7 separate regions of the Homo sapiens genome follow, and regions 1, 2, 4, 5, 6 and 7 are each linked to region 3. A link is a contact called in ENCODE Hi-C or POLR2A ChIA-PET data. All regions are on one chromosome and are shown on one strand. Each heading gives the region's core, a stretch centred on a gene start or an enhancer-like site at or near the end of the contact. The rest is flanking DNA. Distances are from core to core; before and after follow the strand shown.

Region 1 (2,700 bases), core at 190-2,689, 840 kb after region 3:
CAAACCGTGACACCCCCTCCTCCTCTTCCACCCTCGGTCGCTTTTCCCTACTCTGACCTAGGACACGTCCCCAACGGAAGCCCCGCCTTCCCTTGCACCGCGATGAACCCAACCTCCCTGAAGCCAAAACTTCCCACCCTGCCGCACCTCCGGACCACCCCACTTGCCACCAAGCACATCCTCTCCAAATCCAACCCTTATTTGCGACCCTTCAGTGATGACCCAGCAGACCTCCAAAAAGCCTCCTCTGCCCAGATCTCCAGCCGGGTCTGGGGCTGGGTTGCGGAGGGGAGGGTCTGGGAGTCCACACTTCTCCACCAACTTCCCTTCCCACTCTCTTATTCCACATTGCAGTGTTTGGAATAAACCATGTTTTTATGCCTCCTCAGTCCAAGCCTAAGCTCCGTATCTGTTAGCCCCCCTCAAATTCTCTGGAGGAAACAGAAACACAAAAGTCCCACAGGGGAAGAGGAGACAGAATTAGAGAGAGAACAGAGACTCTGAAAGGAGGTGCCTGGGGAGACAAAGACCAAGAAAGAGGAGGTGGGAAGAGACCCTGAAAAGAAAGTCGAGAGGGTACTGGGGCAGATAAGAGACCCCAAGAGAGTGGTGAGATAGATCCCGGAGACAAAACATATTAAGATCAAAGGTATGGTTTTATTTCCTATGGCTATAGGTACCAAGGCTTGCTACATTCTCAATATCCTGTTCATGCAAGCTAGGAGAGTGTCTGACATATCCCAGCCAATCCGCATTATCTTGAATGCTGTTAATCTCACCAATGAGAATCTATTTCTAACATTTCATTATGTCAATTAGCCAAACCGCTGGTGCTGATGGGCGATAAAGAGAGACGAAGCACTTGTAATAGCTGCCTCCAGAGGGTGGACTTTCTGATTAAGTGCTCGCTGACCAGAGCTGAAATGTGAATGTCTGGTTAGGCAATTGACTGCCCCTAGAGGGTAGATTGAACCGCCTAACTTACAGATAATATCCATCCTGTCTACAAGAAAGCATTTTTGAAACAAATGAAAGCCATCACAACAGAGAGAGGAAAAGAAACCGGCCTTATGGGTCCTCGGGGAGTAGAAACTCAGTCTCCTTGCCAGTGAAAGAGCAAATTTGCATATATGAATAATTAATTAACTGGAAAGAACGCTCTCGGAATCAAACTGGACAATGGGGAAAACAAGCCTCCCGTAGAACTACAACTCCCAGAAGGCCTTGCCACTACCGCGAGGAACAGCGCCCAAAGTCACGCGAAGATGCAGTTTCTCCGTATCCGCAGGCTTCTTTCGCTGGCGCCATTACCTGAGTTCTCCTCCAGCGTTTCCGCACCCTCTCCGATTAGCGGTCCCAGGAGTTTCCAAGGTAACCGCGCAGTAGGGCGGATCTCATTAGGCGGAAAGCGAAACCCGGAAGTGACGCTCTTACCGGGTGTCAGCAGCGAGAGGGTTCGAAGATGGCGGCGCGCAAGGGTCGGCGGCGCACGTGTGAAACCGGGGAACCCATGGAAGCCGAGTCCGGCGACACAAGTTCCGAGGGCCCGGCCCAGGTCTACCTGCCCGGCCGGGGGCCGCCGCTACGCGAAGGGGAGGAGCTGGTCATGGACGAGGAGGCCTATGTGCTCTACCACCGAGCGCAGACTGGTAGGGCTGAGTCCGGACTCCAGGGTCCTGAGGTGGCTGATCCCGAGCCTTTAACCTGAGAGGTGCTCGGGAAGAGAAGGCTGGGGTCTAAGAGAAGTGATTTCATACCGGAGGCGGTTGATCCATGAGGGAGGTGGGGACTGAGCTCTTACTGTCCCGTCTTAACTCGTAAACCCCGCCTTCCATCCCCAGGCGCCCCCTGTCTCAGCTTTGACATAGTCCGGGATCACCTGGGAGACAACCGGACAGAGCTTCCTCTTACACTTTACTTGTGTGCTGGGACCCAGGCTGAGAGCGCCCAGAGCAACAGGTAAGACCCGAGGCTTTTCCAGGACCAGGAGGCTCAGTTTCCAGCCCCTTCCTCAGCACCCAGGAGTTAGGGCTTCCAGTTTCTGCCTCTCGCAGATCCAGGAGTCTGGGTTTCCAGCCTCTCTCCTTCCTAAGAATCCTGGAATCTAGTGCCTAACTCACCCCACAATTTCTCCCAGACTGATGATGCTTCGGATGCACAATCTGCATGGGACAAAGCCCCCACCCTCAGAGGGCAGTGATGAAGAAGAAGAGGAGGAAGATGAAGAGGATGAAGAAGAGCGGAAACCTCAGCTGGAGCTGGCCATGGTGCCCCACTATGGTGGCATCAACCGAGTTCGGGTAAGTATGGTCCCAGGAGCCTGCTCTGCATACTCTGAAACACATCTGACCCATCCCCTGTGTCCATAACTCCCAACACCTCCTCATGTTCTTTTTTTTTTTTTTTTTTTTGAGACGTAGTCTCGCTCTGTCACCCAGGCTGGAGTGCAGTGGCGCAGCCTCGGCTCACTGCAACCTCTGCCTCCCAAAGTGCTGGGATTACAAGCGTGAGCCACCGTGCCTGGCCCATTTTTTTTTTTTTTTTTTTTGAGATGGAGTCTCGCTCTGTTGTCCAGGCTGGAGTGCAGTGGTGCGATCTTGGCTCACTGCAACCTCCCCTTCCCAGGTTCAAGGGATTCTCCTGCCTCAGCCTCCCAAGTAGCTGGGGCTATAGGCGCCTGCCACCAGGCCCTTCTAATTT
Region 2 (2,700 bases), core at 120-2,619, 710 kb after region 3:
GTCTAGGCTCCGATTCTGGCGCGGGTTTGGCAGGGGACAGGCCTCCTGGGCTCTCAGGATATCTGAGGCCAGGCTGTTTGGTCGCAGGAGAGGGGGAAACCCCGGCCTGCTGTAGTGGGGGTTGGGCAGGGTCGGGGGAGTCCTGGGCCCTACCTGCCGACGGGCCTGACCTGTTCTTGGTGCTCCAAGTTCAGTGTTGTGGTCTGGTTACTGGGGAGATAAGGGACCAATGAGGACTGAGGACAGCGGCCAGGGAGGGACTGAGGCCGCGGGAGAAACTATGGGAGGAGGGGCGGAGAAGGATGCGAGGCGTAGACCTGCAGGGTTCCCACGGACTGAGAACTGATGGGCAAGGCCAGGCGCGGTGGCTCACGCCTGCAATCCCAGCATTTTGGGAGGCCGAGGCGGGCGCATCACTTGAGGTCACGAGTTCGAGACCAACCTGGCCAACATGGTGAAACCCCGTCTCTACTAAAAGTACAAAAAATTAGCCGGACATGGCGGCTCGTGCCTGTAATCCCAGCTACTCAGGAGGCTGGGGCAGGAGAATCGCTTGAACCCGGGAGGCGGAGGTTGCAGTGAGCCGAGATCCCGCCACTGCACTCCAGCCTGGGCGACAGAGCGAGACTCCGTCTCAAAAAACAAACAAACAAACAAACAAAACTGATGGGCGGCGAGGTCCTGAAAGGGGCGGAGCCGGGAGGGCCTGTGGAGCGGTGCTGCGGAGCCCTGAGAGGTGCACGGCTGTGAGGCCTGAGAGGGGCGTGCCGTAGGGAGCTGTGATGGGCGGGGCTGAGACCTGTGAGGAGAGTGAGTGGGAAGAACTTCGAGGGGCGGGGCTTCGGGGCCGGCGAGGGGAGGGGCACGGACACCAGTACAGGACGGGGCTTCGCAGACAGCGAGCGGAGGGGCTTCCCCGTAAGGGGCGGGCTTCGAGGGTCGCGTTTGGAAGGCCTTACGAGGGGCCCGGTGGAAGGGCGGTGAAGGGCGGGCTAATCGGGAGGCGCTCAGGCCTTGAAGGCCTGCGGGAGGTCGAAATGGTCCTGGGGAGGTCGAGGCTGAGGTCTCACTAGTACCGCGGGCCTGGAAGCGGCGGGAGTTGAAAGAGCCTGCGGTGACCTGTATGGAAGCCCTCGAAGCCAGGCCGAGGTCCTACAAGACGGAGCCCGAGAGGTGCCGGTCTTAAGCTGACTGTGACCACGTTAAATTAAGGATTCATAGGAAGGAAGGCGGTGTCGAAGCCGGGAGTTGCGCGGAGAAGGAGCGCTCAACACAGCCTCAGCGGTTCACTACGCAAGCGCGACCAACGGCTTCCCGGGAAGCAGCCAAAAACGCTTGGCCGCCTACCACGTCCGCGCGCTGGAGGGCGGAAGTGGGTGAGACCTCGGGCACTCCATACCGCCCCCCGGTTTCTGGCCACGCCCCCTCTGGTTACACCCACTCGCTCTGTAAGGCACGCCCCCTCCGCGGCGGCGGCTGCTGCCCACGTGGGCCTCCCCGGGCGGGCGGGCAGTGGGCGCCTCTCCCTGCAGGCTGGGTGTGCCCGAAGCCTGCGGTTTCCTGTGGGAGGAAGCGGCCTGCGTACGCTCAGCTCAGCTCATAATCTCGGAGGCCCAGGATGGGGAGATCCCGCCGCCACCCTCAGATCCTTTGATTCTTCCCCTTCTACATAGCCATAGTGCGGGGACCCCCCTAATATCCCCAGGGTACCCAAGCCTGGCGCCGATCCCACTCAGGGAACTTGATTCTGAGTCCTAGACTCGTGTTTTTCACCTCCCCGGCTCAAGTTTCCATCTTCCTAGCCCCTGGCTCCCCCTAGTCCTCTCAAGAAAGTGGAGCCCTCTTTTCCTGCTCCCCAAGAGGAACGTATGTCTCCCCAGCCCCTAATTTTTCCTTCAGTGACCCAGACTTTGCAACTTCCTTAGGGATCTGAGTGCGGACCCCAGTTTCTGTCTCTCAGGCACTTAAGTTTGAGACTACTTATTCTCCCCCAGGGACCCTCATTTTGGATTCCCAACTTTAGCCTTGAGACCCAATGGACCCAAGAATTTGCCCCTTCCCCAACTCCTAGAGATCCTGAATCAGGGTCCCCCAGTACTGACTCCACTCAGAGCCCCAATGCCTGATATGACTAGCACTACCCTAAGAACTGCCCTATAATGTATTTACTATTATCTCTATTTTTCAGATGAAGAGACTGAGGCATAGAGAAGTTATTAGTAACTTGCCAAAAATTACACAGCCATTGAGTAAAACAGCTTGGATTTTGAGTCCAACCAGTGTGGCTCTAGAGTCTGTGCTATACTGGTATTCCAGCTTCCAGGTCTTGGGGTACCCAGCCAAGCACTGAACTGTCCATCCCTCACCCCCTCAGGGAGCCCGAATCACCAACAGCTATCCCAAACCCAGCTCTGGCCCATCAGATACCCAGACATCCCATCATCCAGTTCCCTTCCCTGGATCCAGGATTTGAATTCCCCTGCTCTCAATTTATCAGAGTTCTGGGCACCTGGTCCCCTCCCAAGAGACTCGTGTACATAGTAGTCATCACCCCGACCCTAATTTAATATCCCCAAAATTAATAATAATAGTTAACAGTAAACCTTTGGGGCCAGGCACAGTGTCTTACGCCTGTAATCCCATCATTTTGGGAGGCCAAGGCAGGCAGATCACTGGAGGTCAGGAGTTCGAGGCCAGCCT
Region 3 (2,713 bases), core at 195-2,694:
GGAACTACAACCTCGACTTCCTGGACTCAAGCGATCCTCCTGCCTCAGCCTCCCAAGTAGCTGGGAGTACAAGCACACACCACCATGCTGGGCTAATTTTTGTTTGGACAGGGTCTCGCTATGTTGCCCAGGCTGGATAAATTATTATTATTATTACTATTTTTGAGACAGAGTTTCCCTCTTGTCGCCCAGGCTGGAGTGCAATGGTGTGATCTCGGCTCACTGCAACCTCTGCCTTCCGGATTCAAGCGATTCTCCTGCCTCAGCCTCCCAAGCAGCTGGGATTACAGGCGTGCACCACCACACCCAGCTAAGTTTTGTATTATTAGTAGAGAAGGGGTTTCACCATGTTGGCCAGGCTGGTCTCGAACTCCTGACCTCAGGTGATCTACCCTCCTCGGCCTCCCAAAGTGTTGGGATTACAGGTGTGAGCCACTGCGCCTGGCCGATAAATTATAAAAAAAAAAAATACGTTGAAGTAAATATTATGGGTAGTACCGCCAAGATACTAGAACACATGTTAAGGCTTAAAAAAACAGAGGCCGGGCACTTTGGGAGGCCGAGAATAGCTTGAACCCAGGGGACGGAGGTTGCGGTGAGCCTAGATCGTGCCACTGCACTCCAGCCTGGGCGAAAGAGCGAAACTCCGTCTCAAAACAAAACAAAATATAACACAACAACAACAAAATCACAATCTGTCTCGATTACTCATTTATTCAACCCGCATTCACCTACTGTGTGCACGAGCTTTTCTAGGGCACTGGGGAGGCAGAAGGGACTAAAACAAAGTATAAATCTCCCTGGGCTGCAAGCATCGGGAGGGCAGGTCCGGGGGCTCTGTGTCCCCACTGGGCCCCCAGCACTGCGCAGCGCACACAGTGGGCGCTCACCAAGCGCTCGCTAAGGGCAACGCGTGAATCCGTGTCCCGCCAGCAGGGCGTTTACGGCCTGGTGGGGCGGAAACGGACCCGACACCACCGCGGCGTCCTGGGGCTTCTGGGAATCCCATCAGCGCGGCCAGAGCGGCCGGGGACAGGCTCCGAGGCAGGCCCGACCCGCCTCCCCGGCGCCGCCGTGGCTCGACGGAGACCAGCTAGGGTGAGTGATCGAGCCACGCCTGGGGTCCCGGCCTGTCACCCCGAAGTCCCCGCCGCCTTCCACCCTGTCAGGCTCCAACTCTGGGCTCCGGCGCGGTCCCACCTCCGGGGGGAACTCCCCTCCATCCCCTCCATTTCCTTCATCCTCGACTCCCGCTATCTTTTCGGACCTGCGGCGCTCCCCCTGGACGCGTCCTCCCGCCGGACGACCGTCCTCCGCCTCAGGGGACGCGCCCAGGACGCACGGCGCCCCCTCCCCAGCCGGACCGGCGGTCTGGGAGCGCGGATCCCTTCAGCTCCCCCGCGCCCCAGCATCCGGATCAGGGCTCGAGGCAGTCGACAAACTACACCCGAGCTCGAGCAGGCGCGCCCCTGAACCCCCGGGACTGGGGCTGGGGGCGGGGGCGGCGCCGGCGCGGAGGGCCCAGTCCCCGGACGTCCGCAGCCTCCCATTGGCTCCGGGTCCCGCCGCTCGGCCTGGCGGGGCCGGGGCTGGTCCGCCCGGACGCGGGGCGGGGATTCCTGAAGCCCCTCCTCCGGCGAGGGCGGAGGGAAGAGGAGGAGGAGGAGGAGGAGGAAGGGGGTGGGGGGCGGAACACAAAACCTGAGAGGTTTTTTTTTTTTTTTTTCCGTTTGCATTTAATTAAAAAAAATTTTTTTTTTTTTTGCATACCCGAGGGGCGCTCCCCGGAACGGGCGCGGGCCCGGGGCGCGCGGGCCTGGGCGCGGGGCGGCGGCGGGGGCCCGGCAGCGGCTGCCGAGCGGCCGCCATGCGATCAGGCAGTGCGCTGACCGGCCCGGCCGGCCGGCCCCTTCTGGGTCCTCCCTTTGCAGCCCGTGCGGGGCCGTCTCGGAGACCCCGCGCCGACGGCTGCTCAAACATCAGGGTGAGTTTCTCACAATGTAGCAATTTCTCTTTAAATCTCTTAACTCTCTCTACCTGCGAGTCGGGGCTGTGACAGGGCGCAAAAGCGAGGGGGGAGTGGGGGTTGGCGGCGAGGGTGTGTGTGGGGGGAGCCGGAGCCGGGGCCGAACCCACCCCCGCGACACTCTCACACTCAGCCCCCCAGCCGGGGCGCAGCGCCCGCTGCCTCCTTTTTTTTTTTTTTTTTTTTTTCCTGCTCGGCGCCCACCGCCACCGGCACCCCCAGCCCCGCGTCTCTTCCACCACCGCCGCCGCCCCGATCCTATGGGGACCCCCCCCCAACCGGCTTCCCTGCCCAGACCCGGCGCCCAGTGCCTCCCCGGCCCTCCCGCCGGCTGCCGGGGATACAATGGAGCGGCGGAGAGAGGAGACCTAACGTTCCACGGGGGGAGGGGCGCGGAGACCCCCTCCCCGTCCCGGCCCCCTCCCCTCGCCCCGCTCCCCGCCTTTCGGGGAAGGCGAAGGCCACCGGGCAGCGGGCGGTGATCTCCCGGCCGGAGGCGGAGAGCCTGCATCTCCCCGCCTCGCTCGGCCCCTGCGCCCCCTCCCCAAATCCCTCCCGTGGGTGTCGCGGACAGTGGGGGGCCCTGGAAAGCTGGGGAGGGATGGATGGGGAAGGAGGCCACCGGGGCTCCCCCCTTCGCACCGCCCCTAAACAATGAAAGGAGTTGACTTGACCCCCAGCCCCCGG
Region 4 (2,700 bases), core at 24-2,523, 890 kb before region 3:
CTCTACACCTGGCTGGCCCCTCCCTTCCTCCCTGTTTGCTGCAGAAAACAACGACATGCAGGGACATGAAATTTGGGGAGGCCTCTGGGGCACCCCACCCCTGCCCAGTCCTCTCTCAAAGGGATGGTGGGGAGAGGGGCAATGGAGGGGGGCAATGCCCCCTATCCCTCCATCACCCAAAGCTCAGGTCTCCTTCCTCCCTCTTCCGCACACCAGGCCCCAGACCCCTCTGCCAGCGCCCCCTCCTTCAACCTCTCCCCGAGCTGGATCCAGGGAGCCTGCGCCCTCACCTTCTGGTCCACGATGGAACAGGCCAGCTGCTTCACATGAGCCAGCTCGGAGGCGGCGGGCAACAGCACGAACTCGCGGGTCAGCCCGATCTGGATGTGAAAGGAGACCCCGGAACCCGGGGCCGGGATCTGGGGCAGTAGCGGTGGCGGCGACTGCAGCTCTAGGCCGCCGGGGGGCGGAGGAGACCCCGGCCCGGGAGAGCCAGGGAGCCCGGCGGGATAAGAGGGGGCGGTGGCCATGGGGGGAGGCCGGGGACCGGCCGCCTGGAGCCCACCCGGGACCCGGCCGGGGGGCCCCGGGGGACCCTGGGTTCTAGATCCGCGGGATCTCGTGAGCAGGTGGTGGGAGAGCGGGGATCCGAGAAAAGATCTGGCAGGCGGAGGGGACCTGAGGATGGCGGGGTCCTGGGAAGGAGAGAAAGGCACTATAGTGGGTCAGAGGCCCGGAATCCAGGGCTCCCAGAAGATCAGAAAGGAGAAAAGTAGTGGGTTGGAGGTCCCAGCGATTGAGATTCCAAGAAGCCTGAGAGGAAATCTAGTAGGTCGGGGTCACAGGGATCAGGAGAGCCCGCGATTCAAAGGCCCCTTCCCTAGAGGAGGGATTGAGAAGGGGGCAGAGGGAATCCCAGGATCCAGTGCTCCAAGAAGAGGATCCCACTCAGAAGGCGGCCCGGGGGAATTCACCTTGGGGGTGGAGGGCAGGAGTCTCTGAGTCGGGGACCGAGTGGATTCCAGAGATAAAGGGGTTCGCAGGGACCCGACCGGCCAGGGGATGGGCAGAGGGGTCCCGAGGGCCGGAGTGGGTAGAAGGGAATCTCACGAGTCGCAGAAGTTGGAGAAAAGTTCGGTCGGGAGCCGTGAGGAAGGGGGCGTTGCCGGAGCGGGGTTGGGTGGGGGGCAGGGAGGGTCGCCAGGCGCCAGTAGCTCTTTTTCCCCCTCCAAAGTTTAAGTCGGCGGCGGCGGCGGCGGCCCAGGAGGAAGTGTCCGGAGCGACAGTGCAGTCGACCAATCGGCGCGGGCCTCGGCGACGTCAGAGAGGGGCGGAGCCTGCCGAGGGGCCGGGGGCGGAAGGGGAGGGTGGGCCCGGGGCCTCCGAGTTGGGGGCTGGACCTCCGCCTCCAGGGTCCGGGACAAGGGATGGTGTGAGGGATGGAGGGCAGGCAGGCGAGACCAGTTCCTTCCCTGAACACAGCCAAGCCTGGAAAGTTAACTTTTCCCTCGGCTGGACAGGGAGGGGAAACACTATCACCCACCGCCGGTCGCAGGCGTCGGGCTTGGAGGCCACTGGCCCTTTAAGGAGGGGAGCCCTCTCCGGCAGGCGTCCGGCGCCCATGGCAGGGGACGGGTGGGAAATCGGTATCAGGTCCCGGCCCGCTCTCTGGGTTCGGCCTCTCTGTTCTCCGAGCGTCACCCCTGCCCTCCCCGCCGCGTCCCAGCCCAGGGAAGGGGGTGCTGCAGAGCGTCCCCCGGCCCCAGCCCATTTAACACATGGAAAGACCGAGGCCTCCAGATGGGTAGGAAGGGGCTCGCCTTAGGTCTGTCTCCAGCGATGGTGGGCAAGGTGCATGGCGCTAACTGGATGGGTGGGGAGGGTCCATCCCCCCGCCCACCCCAACCCCGCCTTAGGATAGTGTGGGGCTGCCCCGAGGGAGGACAGCACACCCATACCACTTCATAGATGCAGAGTGTGTCTCCTGGGGATGTGGAGTACGTGTGCGTGTCTTTCTCTCCATGTGACTTTGGGTGAGTGGCTTCTCTGTGAGCCTCAGTCCCTCCATCTGTTGGGACTGTAATAGGACTGACCCCACATGGGATGGTGGGAGCCGATGCCATGGTATACTGGTGCCTGGAAACGCAGCAGTTCAGTAAGAGGTGGTTGTCTCTGATAATACGCGGAAAGGGGTGGCCACCTCCAGCACTCAGGCTTTGATGGGTGGGCACACCCATTCAGTCACCCAGCAAGTATCTGTGAGGACCTACTGGGTGCTGGGTGGGCCCTGCTGTAAAACTCCAGCCGCTACAGGGGTCAGGCTTGATCTCTCCTCCCCAGCTAATAATCAAATAGTGGCTACCATTTAGTTTACACAGAATAAGCTGAAGCCTCAGAGAAGCAAAACGTCTTGCCCAAGATCCCAGAGTGAAGTTGCTTGAGGGAAGCTGCCCCACCCACCCCTTTGATTGACAAGTCAAGGCCTAGGTTTGAGCTCTAAGAGAAGGGCCACCTGTCTGGCTGGGATGCTGGCAGGACTGGAAATGGCAGGGCTGGCTGAGGATGGGGGCTGCCAGAAGAGCCCCTCTTCCTGGTGTACGGCCGTTGGGGGTAGCTGAGGTCGGTACAGTATCGATTCTGTCACCACATCCGGGGGCTGGGGCTGAGGAAGGAAGTCTGAGGCTGGAGTGAAAACCCAAA
Region 5 (2,700 bases), core at 10-2,509, 950 kb before region 3:
GACAGAGAGACAGGATGAAGAAAGAGAAGCAGACACAGAAAGTCACAGGGATGTGGCAGGACGGAGAGAGTGACAGAACCCAGGACGAGATCGGGAGACTCAAGGAATGACATAGAAAGGGGAGAGGCATGGGGCGTCCTCAAGTCATTCCGGAGACCTCTGCCCATCTTCCACCATGAGAACACCCAGAGTCCAGAAGTCTCCCCCAGGCGCTGCCTCGACCTGCCTCCCCTTGGGTCAAGGAGAGCTGGGGCCAGGTAGGAAGCAGGGGAAGTGTCACCAAAGGGTCAAGATCCCAGTGGGGGGTCCTCAGGGACTGTGAGCTTCCTCTCAGCAGTGGTCCCTCCCTCTGGAGGCCCTGAGATTCCCCTCCTCCCACCCCGCCCCCTCCAGAGATCTCCAAGCACACCAGGACTTAGGGAAGATGGAGCCCTGGTGGCGGGGCCCAGAGAAGGGCATGTTTGGAGCCTGGCTGTGTCACCTTGGGTGAGTCGCTTGCTCTCTCTGAGCCTCAATTTGTTTCTCTGTTAAATGGGGACTATCACCCCGTTTCCCAAGCCGCAAGAAGACAACGCCTGCAAAGTACCCGGTCTCGGGTTTGACACATACTTGGCGCCCACAAGGATTTTCTTTGGGGAAGGGGTGTAAGAGACAGGGCCTGTGTTTCTCACGAGGCCCCAGTGGGGGCGATGCAGTTCCCCCTCCCCCGATTTGGGGGCGGGGAGGCCAGGTCCGGCCCGCCGCCGGAACTCCGGGGTCGCCAGCCCCACCCCCTGTCCTTTCTCACTCCCTGCCTACCCGGGTCCCCAACCCCCGCCCGGTGTCTGAGCATCCAACCGAGACAGACAGACACAGACGGGGGTGGAGGGACGGACGGACAGGCAGCCCCTTACCAGCTGCTCCTCCAGGGCCGCTGCGGCCCGGCGCGCCGCCGCCGCATCTTCATCCTCATCGGCGTCCTCCTCGTCCTCGGCCTCGGCGCCCCCCATTCCGGGCTGGGCCAGCCGCAGCGCCTGCTGCACGCGGTACTCCTGCCTCTCCCGGAGCCAATGTAACTCGCAGAGCCCGGCCAGGCTACCCTCCAGCCAGCCCCGCAGCCGGCCCCGCTCAGGGCTCACCGGGAACGAGAAGGCCCGGATCATGGCTGCGGCCCCCCGCCCCAGCCCGGCCGGGCCCCGCGGCCACCCCTCTCCCGGTCCCACCTCCCCGCCCCAGCAGCCTGCCCGCCCGCCCGCTGGCCGGGCTGTCACCGTCTCATCTGCATAGGCGCCCGCCCATTGGGCCGCCCACCCGCGCCTTATCTGCATGGCCACGCCCCCGGCGACCGAGCAACAGCCGCCTATTGGCGAATAAGCTTCCTGACGAAGACTCTCGGGCGTGCAACCGCACCGCCCAACACGACGCATGCTCGCAACTGCCTACTCACTCCGCTCGCCACGCCCCCTCCGTGCAACTGCCTCGGGGCCCTGGCCACGCCCCCCCACGCGTCACAATGAAACAAGCCCGCCCTTGCTTCAATGCCATTGGTCTGTGCCTGGCCGGTCCTGCAGCAGGTTCCACCCTCTTGCGGGCGAGCGCTGGCTACCATTGGACTGTCCGGCGCGAGGGGAAGGGTGATCTATAAATAGGGAATGGGTACACGTGACAGTTTGGCAGCTGCTCCTACCCCTCCACCCCGCCCAACCTTCAGCTTCTGAGGCTGCGCAGGGGGAGAAAAGGGTTAGGGGGTCGAGCCCTGACTTCGCCTCCTCTTCCAAGAAGCCTTCCCAGACACTCAGCTGTAAAACCAGACGGACGTCCTCCGATGAAATTGTTTCTACTTAGGGCCGGCTTCACCGGCTTGGAATCCACTTAGAAGGGTCTTCGCGCTTGGTTGAATGTTCTGCAATTTCTGTCTTGAAATTTTTAGTTTTTGAGCAAGGGGCCCCTTATTTTCACTTTGCACTAGGCCAAATATGTAGCCGGTCTTGCTGCTAAGAGTCTAAGATCGATTGCATTCCAAATTCTGGAATTATAAGACCCTGGGTGGAAGATTCTATGCTTTGACCAGAAGAGAGTCTAAGCAGCTTTTGTCTCCCAGGTGCTAGGAGGATGTGTGCTCATCATTCTTCCATTCCAGGGGCCTTTGTTCTACGTTCTAAGGGGCTTTGTTCTCAGCCTTCTATGATGCTCTATTCTCAACGTTCTCTGGTCCTAGGAGTCTGAGCCTGACATTCGTTTCCAAGGCTTCCTGCTGTCTCTCCAGGCTCCGCAAGCAGGGCTGGGGCACCCTCAGGCGGCCAATCTGTATCACTACGCCGAGCCTGCCTCTACCAACTTCCAAGACCTAGCTCTAATATTCATACTCATCTCTCAGACAGACCTTGGCTCCCTAAAAGCCAAGGCCCAGAAGATCATACAAGAAATTCCCTCTTTTATGATTCCCCGTGCACGAAGTGACCTTCTGGTGGTGAGATGGAGAGAAATTGATAGTGGCGATAGACAGCAAAGTCTCCAGGAGCCAGACTTCCTCGGGGTGAGTCACAGATCTGTCACTTTCCAGCTGTGTGACCTTGGAAAACTTACTTAACCTCTCTGTGCCACCGTTTCTTCATCTGATCACGGGATCATAATACTGGCTGCCTCATACAGTTGTTCTGAGGATTCAATGAAATGTATTAGGTACTTGGAGCAGTGTCTTCCATGGATTAAGAGCCACAG
Region 6 (2,700 bases), core at 90-2,589, 820 kb before region 3:
GCCTCCCCTCAATATCCTGTCGAGTTTTCCTAAGACTCTAGAGGGAAGTCTCTGCTCCAGGGGCCCCAAAGCCCCGTCCTGTCCACGTGACCACTCCCGCCATCCGTAACACTCTTCCCCACCTCCCGGGGGAGCGGGAGCTGACCTCGCAAGATCCAGGAACGAATCGAGCACCTCCTTGCTGGGGGCATTTTCGGCACTGCCCGCGGCTCCCACGGAGGCGTTGATGGCGGCGGAGGCGGCGCCCGGCTGCAGAGCCAGCGCCAAGCCCACTCCGAGCGCCGACGCCAGCAGCGTGGTGACCAGGAAAAAGAGCAGCGCCCAGGCGCCCAGACGGCCGAGCGCGCCGGGGTCCAGGCTGGCGGCGCCGCCGATCAAGCTGCACACCACCAGCGGCAAGATGATCATCCGCAGCAGACGCAGCAGCAGCTCGCCCGGGAAGACGAAGGCGCTCAAGCGCTCCGGGCCCAACGCCAGCGCACCCCCGGCCCCCGACACCCCCAGTCCCAGCGCCACGCCGGCCACCACGGCCACCACTGTCAGCAGCACAAGCAGGTTGGCTCGAAGGCAGCGGCGCACCTGGTCCCGGGAACCGCAGTAGCCGCCTGCTGCCGCGCCTTGGTCCTCGATGGAGGCCAGCGCCAGGCCCCCGTTGGCGGTGGGCTCCGCCGCTGCGAGCCCCTTGGAGTCTCGAGGAGGATCGGCCACCATGATGGGAAGCACCGGGGTTTCTTAGCGCCTGGAAGCTGGCTGGGAGCGCTTGGGCTCCTTCCCAGGACCCGACGTTCCTAGGACTGAGTTGAGTAACAGCACCTGGAGACTGGAACTTTGGAGGGCTCCTTAGAGTTGTGAGTTCACAGCACTGAAGTTCCTTGGCTCTTGGAAGCTGGAGTGTTTAAATTCCCCAGGCTGGGCGCTGAGGCTTCTCTGCTCTGCCCCGTGTGCCAGATGTCCGAAAGCTGGGAGTTCGGAGCGCCCGGGTTCCTTGGCCCTAGGAGCTGGGAATACGAGAGTTTCTCTGGGTGGGACGTGGGGCCCTTGGCTCCAGGAGGTTGAGTGCCCCCAGATGGCGGAGGTCTGCAGGAGGCTAGGTTCTGGTGGCGCAGATCCCGGACGCCTGGATCCGGGAGGCGGGGACCCGGGCTGCCTGGGTCTTGGACACTGAGGGCTGGGATGCCAGAATCTGGGGGCCGGGAAGCGGACCTCCGGAAACAGGGGACCCAGGCTCTTAGGTCCGGGAGGGTGGGATGCGGGCCCCTGTGTACGGAAGGCGGTGGTCTGGTGTCCGGGAGTAGCGGTTACCAGCCAGAGAAAGCCTCCCGGGCGTGCCGCGTGGCTCTGAGCCCGTTTAGCGGAAGCTGCCAGGGATAAGGGTAGGGGGCGGGGCTTGAGAAGGCGGGGACCGACCCTCGGGCGCCGATTGGCTGCAGAGCGTTCGGAGACTGGACGAGTAGGGGCGGGGCTGATACCCGAGATGGGCCAGGTCCCCCATAGAAGGCAGATTAATAATACCCATCTCCAGGAGCCGGGCCCAGAGACGACGGGGCGGGGCCAGGAAGGGGCGGGGCCTTGGGAGGGTGCTGTTTCCCGCCAAAGGAACTGGGTTGTGGGTTGGAGCCCTTAAACCACAGGGGTTCGTTCCCTGGTGCGAGGGTCGCTAGAAAGCTCCGGTGGTCCTCGGTGATTCATTTGCAACTCAACTCAGCTTTGGAACTCCTCAGCCCTGAGTTTGGTCTTTAGTCGCCTCTGAGAACTTTAATTCCTCGAATATAAAGTGCAGGTGTTAAAAGCTTTTGTCTCATATGATTGCTGTAAGATTTAAATAAAATTGATGTATTTATTTAGGGAGCCGTGGCTCAAGCCTGTAATCCCACCACTTTGGGAGGTGAAGCGGGCGGATCACTTGAGGTCAGGAGGTCGAGACCAGCCTGGCCAACATGGTGAAACCCGTCTCTACTAAAAATACAAAAATTACCTGGTGTGGTGGCACGTGCCTGTAATCCCAGCTACTGGAAGCCTGAGGCAGGAGAATCGCTTGAACCCCAGAGGCAGAGGAAGTCATTCACCTTGAGGCCACACCTAGAGAGGATGACACGTGCATGCCCACCTCCCAAGCCCCTAACCGCACCCACTCTGCTGCCTCCCCAAATTCTCTGTTAGTGGCCGTTTGGGAGGTTAACAATGAATTATGATTCCTTACTCCACCTGACAGTGTTGAAATCCTCATTCCTTTCCCATCTCTAGCCTGTTCTGTGACATTTCAGGCTTTCATGCTTGCTCAAAGATTGTAGTGGTAATGTCAGAAGCTTCCTCCTACAGCAGCTGTGAGGCCTCAGGTAATTTACAACCTCTATGAGGCTCAGTCTTCATATGTGTAAATGGGAATAATAATAAGTCATACCGCCTTGAGTGTTGCAAGGGTTCAAATGAGATAATACGGCCGGGCGCAGTGGCTCACGCCTGTTATCCCACCACTTTGGGAGTTGATGCGGGCAGATCACTTGAGGTCAGGAGTTCCAGACGAGCCTGGCCAACATGGCAAAACCCTGTCTCTGCTGAAAATGCAAAAATTAGCTGGGTGTGGTGGCACATGCCTGTAATCCCAGCTACTCAGGAGGCTGAGGCAGAAGAATTGCTTGAATCCAGGAGGCAGAGGTTGCGAAGAGCCGAGATCTCACCACTGCACTCCAGCCTGGGTGA
Region 7 (2,700 bases), core at 96-2,595, 860 kb after region 3:
CTCTGTCTCAAAAAAAAAAAAAAAAAAAAAAAGGGCAAGAGTATGAGAGGACAAGGGGGACCGTGACGTGAGGGGAGCCAGAGAGGAAAAAAGGCCTCTGAGATGGGAGAAGGAATCAGAGAGGTGGGAGGATGCTGAGGAAAGGGGAGTTGTCTTAGCAGGAGGATGCTTGGGGAAGGGAGGAGTCTTAGGAGGATGCTAAGCTAAAGGAAGGAGTTTGGAGAAATGAGGGAGGAGTCTGAGCGGCAGAAGGTGCCAGGAAGGCCGAGCCTGTGCTTTCACTAAATTTCACCTTCCCCTGTTCCATTCCCCATGACCGATACCAAATAGCATAGCATTTAGAAAAAAGTAAATCTTGGCCAGGCGCGGTGGCTCACGCCTGTAACCCCAGCACTTTGGAGGGCCAAGGTGGGCGGATCATGAGGTCAGGAGTTCGAGACCAGCTTGGCCAACATGGTGAAACGCCCGTCTCTATTAAAAATACAAAAAATAGCCAGGCATGCACCATCATGGTGCAACCCTGTAATCCCAGCTACTCGGGAGGCTGAGGCAGGAGAATTGCTTGAACCCGGGAGGCGGAGGTTGCAGTGAACCGAGATCGCGCAACTGCACTCCAGCTTGGGCGACAGAGCAAGACTCTGTCTCAAAAAAAAAAAAAAAAGAAAAAACGAAGAAGTCTTTTGTTTCACCACTCCACGACTCCGAAGAGGCTGAGGGGGATGGGGAGGGCATAGATGGTGATAAAGAAGGAGTTCGGCGGTAAGAAGGGGCTGAGAGGAGGGGAAATACGCGGAGAAGAAATGCAAAAGAAAAGGAGGCCTAAAGCCGCTCCCGGTTGCATGGCAACCTTTGCGGTCAGAAGCCAGCATGGCCTGCTAGGAGGTGTGGCTTACGGAAACAAGCCAGTTCTAGCCCCGCCTCCTAGCAACAAGACTAACAAAGTACCGCCCCCTAGCAACGTATTATCGGAGGCGGGGCTCGGTTTACCTAGACTCCAAGTGTCCAGGGCCTTTGAGCAGGCGCAGAGGTGGCTGTACCGCGTGGCTCCGCCTCCGCGCGACACTTTTCCGGGGCTTCTCATTGGAGAGCAAGCCTGTCAAGTGCTTTCTGTTGTTTCGGAGGCGGGGCCTGCTGCCCTGCCTGCACTCCGATTGGCCCCGCGGGCCGTCTACCTCTGGCCGGACATACCTACACCGGCTTTTTGTACGACTGTTGGCCCTGGAGAACGATCCTTTGGTGGCGAGGGCGGGGAGGACGAAAGCGCCCACTGTGGATTGGACAGTGTCAAAAAGAGGGGCGGTCCCTACTGAAGGGGCGGTTGGGCGACGAAGGGAAGAGTCTTTTCAGCGCTGAGGACTGGCGCTGAGGAGGCGGCGGTGGCTCCCGGGGCGTTTGAGCGGGCTCACCCGAGCCCGCGGGCCAACGCGGATCCAGGCCCGACTGGCGGGACCGCCCCGGATTCCCCGCGGGCCTTCCTAGCCGCCATGGAGGACGGCGTCTATGGTAGGTCGGGGAGGGGCGGGGTCGGCTGGGAGTTGCTGGAGCGTTTTCTCCTGAACGTTCCGCCGCGAACGTTTCCCCCTGGCGCGCGGCGCCCAGAAGCGTTCGGCTCAGTCGTAGACTTGTCGCGCCGCTTTTGTTGGGCGCTGGACGGGCTTCCGGCGGGGCCCGAAAGCCGGGCGTTCCAGGCCATTGTTTGGGCTGAGCCTGTTTCCGGTGGCGGCGGGAGGGGCGGGATGGAGTGGTGGAGGCGAGGCCGGGGCGGAACCATTCCCGCTGGAGGGGCGGGCGAGCCCAGCGCCTGCCGGGGCCGGGGAGGGGCGCTTGGGTTGCGGGGAGGGGAGAAATCTTGGGGGGCGGGGGCCTTCGATGTCCCGCCCCACCTTCCCAACTCTCCTGAGCTGTCATCAGTTCCCCCGGCTGTAGTGACTTTTCATGGACCCAGTAGTCCGGATAACCAGGTCCCCAGCTACCTCGCCAGTAATGGAGTCAGAAAACCAAGGCCTCAGTCCCCTTCCAAGTAATGGACCTAGAAGCCGAGGCCCCCAGCCCTTTCTTCCCTCAGATCTAAGAGCTCAGGCACCCATTCCCCTTCTCCCTCAGACTCAGGAATCCGGGCCCCAATTCCCCTTGTCCCCCAGGACTCAAGAGTTTAGAGCCCCAGCTCTTTCTCCTCTGCAGGGAGGAATCCAGGCCCCCAGCCCATTCTTCTGTGCAGACATAGGAAGCCCCTTACACATCCTCTCCCAGCTCTGTCCGCCCCCAGATTGCAGGAATTCAGGCTCACGGCCCCTAGCACTGACTTTTAAACCTTGACCCCGATCCCTAGAACCCCCAGACCTGACTCCGGAGGAGCGGATGGAGCTGGAGAACATCCGGCGGCGGAAGCAGGAGCTGCTGGTGGAGATTCAGCGCCTGCGGGAGGAGCTCAGTGAAGCCATGAGCGAGGTGGAGGGGCTGGAGGCCAATGAGGGCAGGTGAGGGCTGGGGCGGATGACCTAGGGGGCGTGGGGTTGGCTGAGGCCAGGGATGCCCAGGCATTGACCCTCCACCCCCAACCCTGCTCTCTGCTCCTGCAGTAAGACCTTGCAACGGAACCGGAAGATGGCAATGGGCAGGAAGAAGTTCAACATGGACCCCAAGAAGGTGCTTGGGGCCACAGGACTGGGATCAGCTGGGCAAACATCCAGGCAGGGGCTT

The links. A loop is a pair of places that touch in the nucleus more often than their neighbours do. ChIA-PET counts read pairs that join two places held with the same protein, here RNA polymerase II (POLR2A). Pooled maps may share reads with other maps.
Region 1: a pooled map shows a loop between it and region 3 (7-fold over the local background). The contact joins the promoter of GRWD1 here to the promoter of BICRA-AS2 in region 3. A Hi-C loop is called at or near these places in 6 of 50 pooled maps.
Region 2: a loop to region 3 is called in a map of naive thymus-derived CD4-positive, alpha-beta T cell, with 5 times the contacts of the local background. The contact joins the promoter of ODAD1 here to the promoter of BICRA-AS2 in region 3. A Hi-C loop is called at or near these places in 1 of 168 maps with a recorded cell type or tissue (naive thymus-derived CD4-positive, alpha-beta T cell), 6 of 37 single-sample maps with no recorded cell type and 11 of 50 pooled maps. POLR2A ChIA-PET finds 5 or more read pairs at or near these places in 1 of 52 experiments (BJ).
Region 4: a map with no recorded cell type shows a loop between it and region 3 (11-fold over the local background). The contact joins the promoter of PRKD2 here to the promoter of BICRA-AS2 in region 3. A Hi-C loop is called at or near these places in 4 of 37 single-sample maps with no recorded cell type and 7 of 50 pooled maps.
Region 5: a pooled map shows a loop between it and region 3 (6-fold over the local background). The contact joins the promoter of DACT3 here to the promoter of BICRA-AS2 in region 3. A Hi-C loop is called at or near these places in 5 of 50 pooled maps.
Region 6: a loop to region 3 is called in a pooled map, with 6 times the contacts of the local background. The contact joins the promoter of SLC1A5 here to the promoter of BICRA-AS2 in region 3. A Hi-C loop is called at or near these places in 2 of 37 single-sample maps with no recorded cell type and 6 of 50 pooled maps.
Region 7: a pooled map shows a loop between it and region 3 (7-fold over the local background). The contact joins the promoter of CYTH2 here to the promoter of BICRA-AS2 in region 3. A Hi-C loop is called at or near these places in 1 of 37 single-sample maps with no recorded cell type and 7 of 50 pooled maps.

The regions. Positions count from the first base shown.
Region 1 is chr19:48,444,544-48,447,243 of GRCh38, forward strand. It overlaps GRWD1 (glutamate rich WD repeat containing 1), which reads left to right and starts at 1,440. Exons shown (of 7, transcript NM_031485.4): 1 at 1,440-1,649; 2 at 1,842-1,959; 3 at 2,138-2,300. The coding sequence starts at 1,463. It overlaps GRIN2D (glutamate ionotropic receptor NMDA type subunit 2D), which reads left to right. Exons shown (of 14, transcript NM_000836.4): 14 at 1-388. RefSeq lists enhancers at 1-18, 1,191-1,270, 1,431-1,520.
Region 2 is chr19:48,320,602-48,323,301 of GRCh38, forward strand. It overlaps ODAD1 (outer dynein arm docking complex subunit 1), which reads right to left and starts at 1,370. Exons shown (of 16, transcript NM_001364171.2): 1 at 1,077-1,370; 2 at 171-210. It overlaps LOC124904735 (a long non-coding RNA gene), which reads left to right and starts at 867. Exons shown (of 2, transcript XR_007067284.1): 1 at 867-1,376; 2 at 2,189-2,700. RefSeq lists silencers at 755-874, 1,345-1,634 and enhancers at 985-1,224, 1,231-1,525, 1,745-1,804, 1,815-1,874.
Region 3 is chr19:47,607,185-47,609,897 of GRCh38, forward strand. It overlaps BICRA-AS2 (BICRA antisense RNA 2), which reads right to left and starts at 1,445. Exons shown (of 1, transcript NR_186352.1): 1 at 689-1,445. It overlaps BICRA (BRD4 interacting chromatin remodeling complex associated protein), which reads left to right and starts at 1,950. Exons shown (of 15, transcript NM_001394372.1): 1 at 1,950-1,984. RefSeq lists silencers at 955-1,034, 1,105-1,154, 1,205-1,284, 1,345-1,724, 1,835-1,884 and 2 more.
Region 4 is chr19:46,715,841-46,718,540 of GRCh38, forward strand. PRKD2 (protein kinase D2) reads right to left here and starts at 1,274. Exons shown (of 18, transcript NM_016457.5): 1 at 291-1,274. The coding sequence starts at 530. It overlaps LOC107987269, which reads right to left. Exons shown (of 4, transcript XM_017027568.2): 2 at 2,513-2,662; 3 at 1,959-2,136; 4 at 694-1,337. The coding sequence ends at 971. RefSeq lists silencers at 1,170-1,219, 1,240-1,399 and an enhancer at 2,520-2,569.
Region 5 is chr19:46,659,923-46,662,622 of GRCh38, forward strand. DACT3 (dishevelled binding antagonist of beta catenin 3) reads right to left here and starts at 1,260. Exons shown (of 4, transcript NM_145056.3): 1 at 894-1,260. The coding sequence starts at 1,142. DACT3-AS1 (DACT3 antisense RNA 1) reads left to right here and starts at 442. Exons shown (of 3, transcript NR_040042.1): 1 at 442-486. RefSeq lists silencers at 1,058-1,307, 1,518-1,637.
Region 6 is chr19:46,787,255-46,789,954 of GRCh38, forward strand. It overlaps SLC1A5 (solute carrier family 1 member 5), which reads right to left and starts at 1,340. Exons shown (of 8, transcript NM_005628.3): 1 at 146-1,340. The coding sequence starts at 711. RefSeq lists silencers at 418-467, 478-527, 1,498-1,657 and enhancers at 1,008-1,609, 1,258-1,552.
Region 7 is chr19:48,468,024-48,470,723 of GRCh38, forward strand. It overlaps CYTH2 (cytohesin 2), which reads left to right and starts at 1,346. Exons shown (of 12, transcript NM_004228.7): 1 at 1,346-1,503; 2 at 2,330-2,477; 3 at 2,580-2,646. The coding sequence starts at 1,485. LOC105372430 (a long non-coding RNA gene) reads right to left here and starts at 1,510. Exons shown (of 3, transcript NR_186576.1): 1 at 988-1,510. RefSeq lists enhancers at 447-947, 652-811, 1,005-1,998 and a silencer at 1,362-1,551.